Regions from separate parts of the Homo sapiens genome. Here region 1 is linked to region 2. Evidence: chromatin loops called from intact Hi-C (ENCODE). Cell type or tissue: MCF 10A. All regions are shown on one strand. Links, peaks and the distances in the headings refer to the core of each region. The heading gives the core; the rest is flanking DNA.

What was found. Peaks named below come from ENCODE experiments on the same cell type or tissue, not always from the same donor. Only the 100,000 strongest peaks of a DNase experiment are listed, where the experiment ranks them.
Region 1: it touches region 2 in a loop (7-fold over the local background); 5 of 110 quality-filtered maps call a loop at or near these places.

What each region holds. Positions count from the first base shown.
Region 1 is chr2:9,846,348-9,849,148 of GRCh38, forward strand. All of the region lies in intron 2 of TAF1B (TATA-box binding protein associated factor, RNA polymerase I subunit B), which reads left to right. Among named protein-coding and RNA genes, the nearest start is that of TAF1B, 4.3 kb to the left of the region's middle. In MCF 10A, for the core only: no CTCF peak of the experiment used is centred there; a DNase peak (open chromatin) is centred at 1,034.
Region 2 is chr2:9,913,264-9,916,064 of GRCh38, forward strand. All of the region lies in intron 12 of TAF1B (TATA-box binding protein associated factor, RNA polymerase I subunit B), which reads left to right. Among named protein-coding and RNA genes, the nearest start is that of GRHL1, 37 kb to the right of the region's middle. In MCF 10A, for the core only: a CTCF peak has its summit at 1,645; a DNase peak (open chromatin) is centred at 1,568.

The DNA.
Region 1 (2,801 bases), core at 57-2,556, 67 kb before region 2:
GTGATCAAGGGTGTAGAGAGTCTGCTGCTGGACAGGCTAAATGTGCCAGGACTCTCCTCAGTGGAAAAGGATTTCCTCAAAGTCTACAGATCCAGGAAGGAACAAATGTTACCTTCACCATACAGGCTTAAGAAAGGCAAATTTGGGACATTAAAAGTAACTGTGTAGACTTCTGCTTCTGGCTAAGATGGACTAACAGAGACCAGACTTACCTTTGTCCCCTAAACAATGAAAAACCTGGACAAAATATATTAAATGAGTAAAAGGAAAAACATTTTCCCTTGACAAAACTGGTGAATTGAGCTTGCAGGTGTGTCACACAAGTGCTTTTCCTTGAGGCAGTGTTCTTGAGTCTGCAGCTGGAATGCTTATCTCTGCTTCCTGTTTAGTCATACAGAATATTAAAAAGATATGTGCTCACTTGATGAAATTGTTGGGGTGATGGAGATATTTATTATCTTGATTATAGTGGTGGTTTCATGGAGATATATTTTGTGTGTGTGTCTGTGTGTGTCAGATTGTGCACCTGACAGATGTGCAGTTTGGTCCTCACCCTCATTGTGTAGTAAGGAGCTAGCAGTTTTACTCACTGTTGCTTTTGTACTATAGTGCAGGTGTAAACCCAGTGAAGAAAGATTATGTCTAATGGAGTATTTGCCATTAGTAGATGAAGTCAGCATACTATTTTTATAGGAATTGAACTACATTAACTAATTGCTTTTCTATTTTTGATTTTGATACTGTTTCCGTTTGATTCTGTTTGATCAAATCTGCTGCAGTCATTTTTTAGTTTGAAAGATCCTAATACTTCTCCCTAGCTCCACATTTGGAAGACTGTCAACTCCTGTGGAGTAATTTGTCAAGAATGTAGAGTTCATGAAGGTGGACAACATCTTTATAAAGACCAAGAACCTAGCTCAGTGCCTTCCTTTCAGACGACAGGCTTAAAGGAAAAAAAAGTTACGTGTTGCACAACTTCAGTAGTTATTCTTGGCTTTATGGCGGTCCAGGCATGTTCTTCACATGGACTGTGAGAATATAATGTGGTAGGGGCTCCCTGGAGCTGAGCAGTGTGGCGATGGTGATGTTGAAATACAGTGGGTGGGGAATGGCAGGTGAGACAGTTACAGCTGTGAAGAATGGAAGTCATGGTGCAACTTGCCCTATTTTTCTGCCCCTTTTATTGCCCCCTCTTCCTTGGCATGTAACTGTCAAGCTCCAGACACGCTCTGCAATCTGGGAAAGGCCTTCCAGATTGATAAAGGAACCAAAATGTTATCCTAGTATATTTTATCCAGGAAAAAAAAATGTAAGGTCATAAATCTGTTCAATTTAGACAATAGATATTTTTGCAAGAGTTTCACGGATATTTAAAAAGGTGTAGGCTAGACTTGTGTGAATGTAAGAGATTTTTATGATCATAAGAGCAATGCATGTTTACTATAGAAAATTTGGAAATTGTGAAGATGAAAGCTAAAATCACCAGTAATCTCTACATTTGTCTCTTTTTTCCTGTGTGTGAAATGGAGAAAGGGATGTGTGAGTGCTGTTCAATCTTCTGCCGTAACAACTTGGAAAAATACTTTTATCTAAACATTTGCAGACATTTTTTATAGACTGTAAATATTCCATAATGGCCATTTGGTAATTTAATTAATTATAGCTCTAGTTTTGGATGTTTCATTTTTTCAGGTTTTTTGCTCTTTCACGTTTTGTCTAGTACAGATTTTAAGTCTTTTTTTCCTGGCTACCCTTTGCAAGTTTTACTGTCTTTGCTAGATAATGGCTTTTGTATTTATTTTGACGTGTCTTATGTTTTCAGTGTGGCCAACCCAGTATACCAAAATTGCTTTGAATATGGTTTCTGTGATTAGAGAGACTACGTTCCAAAAATCCTGTTGGTAGAGACATTTCTTTTATTCTTATGGAGGGTTAAAGATAAATTTCATTCCAAATCTCTAAATTTAGAAAAACAGTAATGTCCTCTGTTGGTTAAAAATCCTCACCTTTCTTCTGGCATTAAGACTCAATAATGGGGGCTGGGCACGGTGGCTCATGCCTGTAATCCCAGCACTTTGGGAGACCGAGGTGGGCAGATCACCTGAGGTTGGGAGTTTGAGACCAGCCTGACCAACGTGGAGAAACCTCGTCTCTACTAAAAATACAAAATTAGCCAGGCGTGATGGCGCATGCCTTTAATCCCAGCTGCTCAGGAGGCTGAGGCTGGAGAATTGCTTGAACCTGGGAGGCAAAGGTTGAAGTGAGCAGAGATCGCACCATTGCACTCCAGCCTGGGCGACGAGAGCGAAACTCCCTCTCAAAAAAAAAAAGAAAAAGACTCAATAATGGGAACATTTATTCTACTTTATGGAATAAAGTGTGGCCCCATTTAAAAAAAAAGACTCAACACTTTATTTTTAGTTGTGGGAGAGCCAGAATCTTTGATATTTGCCCTTGAGAGCAGTTAAGATTGAAGACTCTGATATGAATTATACTAACCATTTTAGTCATTCTAAAGTTCTCTAAGTTTGATTAAAAATAAAATGTAATACGTACTTTTATAATTTCAGAAATGAAAGCAGTTTTAGAGTATTATTCAAAGACATGGAAAAGTAGGCCAAAACTAATCTGTCTGTAGTTTAGGCATTACCAGTTACAAAAAATACATAAAACTGTTTTCATACCAAAGTGTATTTTGTGTGGAGAAAAAAGTGAGTAGATGTAACTTTTAGTTTGGCTTGGTTTGTAAAAGTTAAAAAGTGATTTAAAATAAAAGTTATTCATTTAACAAACACTTTATG
Region 2 (2,801 bases), core at 286-2,785:
CTGGTTTAGATGCACCTGCCTTACTTCTGTGTCTGTTACTTTACATTTGAAAGCTGAAGCTTCATCAGTATACACTTATCTACATTGTGACTTTTTTTTCTGGAAATATTAGCCCTACACTCTAATTAACTTTTCTCTTTTTTACATTACTATTAATCAAAGTTTAGATTTGATGTGGATTTCACCAGTGTTTTTATTAATGTCCTCTTTCTGTTCCATGATCCAATGCAGGATACCACAGTATACTTTTTATAATTTAACTTTTTATAATTTGCATGAGACTTGCCTATATTTCTAATACTCCTCCCTCTTCCCCTTTCTCAAATTTAGTCATTTCTCATCTATGCTTCCCAATATTAAAAAGATTACAAATGTTACCTTGCAACATATGTAATTGGAATGTTCCCCCAAAATAAAGATCCCTGTGAAAATTAAAACAAAGGAAAGCAGATAGCAAGTCCATTTGATTCAGCCAGTGTCACTGCCTTTCTTTGAACTGTCATTCTGATGTGGGCTCATTGTGGTAGGGTAGAAGAGAGCATAAGCAGCGCTAGGTTTGAATCCTGTCTGCATTACAAGCTAGCTGTGTGCCCATGGGCCAGTTACTTAACCTTTTGCTGAGTCTGAGTCTCTTTGAGGCTTTGAAGAAAAAGGTAACATCTCTGTATTTAATGTAAATTTACAGTAATACTAATTCGACTCAGTAATTTTATATCCTTTGAGAAAAATCAAGGTTCCCCATATTAGTTGAAATGAGAATTTGTTCAGCTCCTATTTCTTCATCAGTAAAATAGACATAATAATGCCCACTTATATACTGTAATTAAGACCCAATTTTCCAGTATGAGAGTAGAACTAGATTATTTTTCCTCTAAATTTCAGAGGGCTTTTAAATAGAAAAACAGACTCTTGGGGTAGAAAAGGCACTGTGGAGATGATCCTTTCCATAGCAGGGAAGTGTGACAGGTTCCCTCTCAGTAGGCAGGATTGATGCACAATGAAGAAGAGGGGTGGAGGTGAATTTATCCCAACAGCCCATGGATTCCCAGGAAACCAGGCTCCCTGCCTCCTCATCAGAGAAGGAGTGACTCTTCAGTCAGTGGCTCTCAGTGGGCACAAGAATAGCAGCAGGAACAAGATTTTGTTATGTGTCTTAGGTCATTTTGGAGAATCAGCCTTCCTTTCTGTGGTGCTAGCTGGGGTTAGTCCTGACGGATCCTAAGGACTGGGTGCCTAGGGGCCATTCCTCCCTGGGGTCTCAGTGGTGACAGGGCTTTCCTTACCCCAAGCCAGACACCAACCTACACTTTAAACATAGCTCTTGGAGGCCCAGTTCATTATTGCAGTGTTATGTCAGTTGCACATTTAAGACTTACCGGCTTTTAGCTACTTTAGGGAATAATTTATTGGCCAAAGAAAGTAAGTCTGGTTATAAAATGGCACTTTCCAGGGAGGTACCGGGCCCCAAGGTGGAGGCTGTCGAGGGGACCCGTTTCCAAGGTCCTTCTTCCTAGAGTATGTGCTGAGGGCTGACACACACGTGCAGTGTGAGTCACTGCTGAGTAATATGCGAAGCACTACCAACTGCTGCTCAGGCCCAGAGCTCAGTGCGTGGTGGCCACCTGTCGGTTTCACCCTTCCCCACCCCCATGTTGACATACATGTCTAATTTTTCTCTTTGTTTCTCTGAATATTATCATCCATGTTGTCAGATGAAAATTATTAAAACATTTTCTATATCTGAGCATGGGTTCCTATGCATGAGATTATGAAAAACACTAATAAACAATAGTTGAAAACCTAAAACAGCGTAAGAGGCTACTTTGATGACTTCTAGCTGTTATAGAAGATGTTGAGAAGAACATGGAGAAAAATTAAGCCTGTGCAGAAAATCTCTATGCCCTAATTGGTGTATAGTGATATCTCATTATGGTTTTAATTTGAGTTCACTGCTAATTTTTGCCTTCCCTTTTGGGTTAGGCAGAAATTTCTTAGATGTGACACCAAAAGCATGATCTATAAAAGAAAAAAAATTGGTAAATTGGACTTCATCAGAAGTAAGAACCTCTGCTCCACAAAAGAACTTAAACGAATAAGAAGCTACAGACGAGGAGAAATTAAATGCAAATCACATATCCGTTTAAAGATTTGTATCTAGAGTATATAAAGAATTTTTAGGCAATAAGAAAAAAACTCCATTTTTTTAAATGGGCAAAATATTTGAAAAGACGTTTTACCAAAGATGATATCAAGATGGCATGTGAAAAGATGTTTAACATCATTAATAGGGAAATGCAAATTAAAACGACAATGACATATCATTATATACCAATTAGAATGGTTCAAAACAAAACAAAAACAAAAACTGATCATTCCCAGTGTGGGAATTCAAAATGGTACCGCTATTTTGAAAAGTTGTCAGTTTCTCAAAGTTAAACATACATTTATTATGTTATCCAGTGTTTTTCACTCCTAGATATTTACCCTAATGAAATGAAAACAAGCTCACACAAAAATCTGCATAGGAATGTTTCTAATGGTTTCATTCATAATTGCCAAAAACTGGCAACAAACCACATGTTCTTCAACTGGTGACTAGCTAAACTGTTGTATCCGTACAGTGGAATACCATTTAGCAGTACAGACTTCTTATGCATCCAGCAATATGAGTGAATCTTAAATGCATTATGCTATGTGAAAGACTCAAAAGGTTACTTATGCTATGATTCCATTTATATGACATTCTGGAAAAGGCTAAACTATGGGGACAGAAAAACAGACCAGTAGTTGCCTGAGATCAA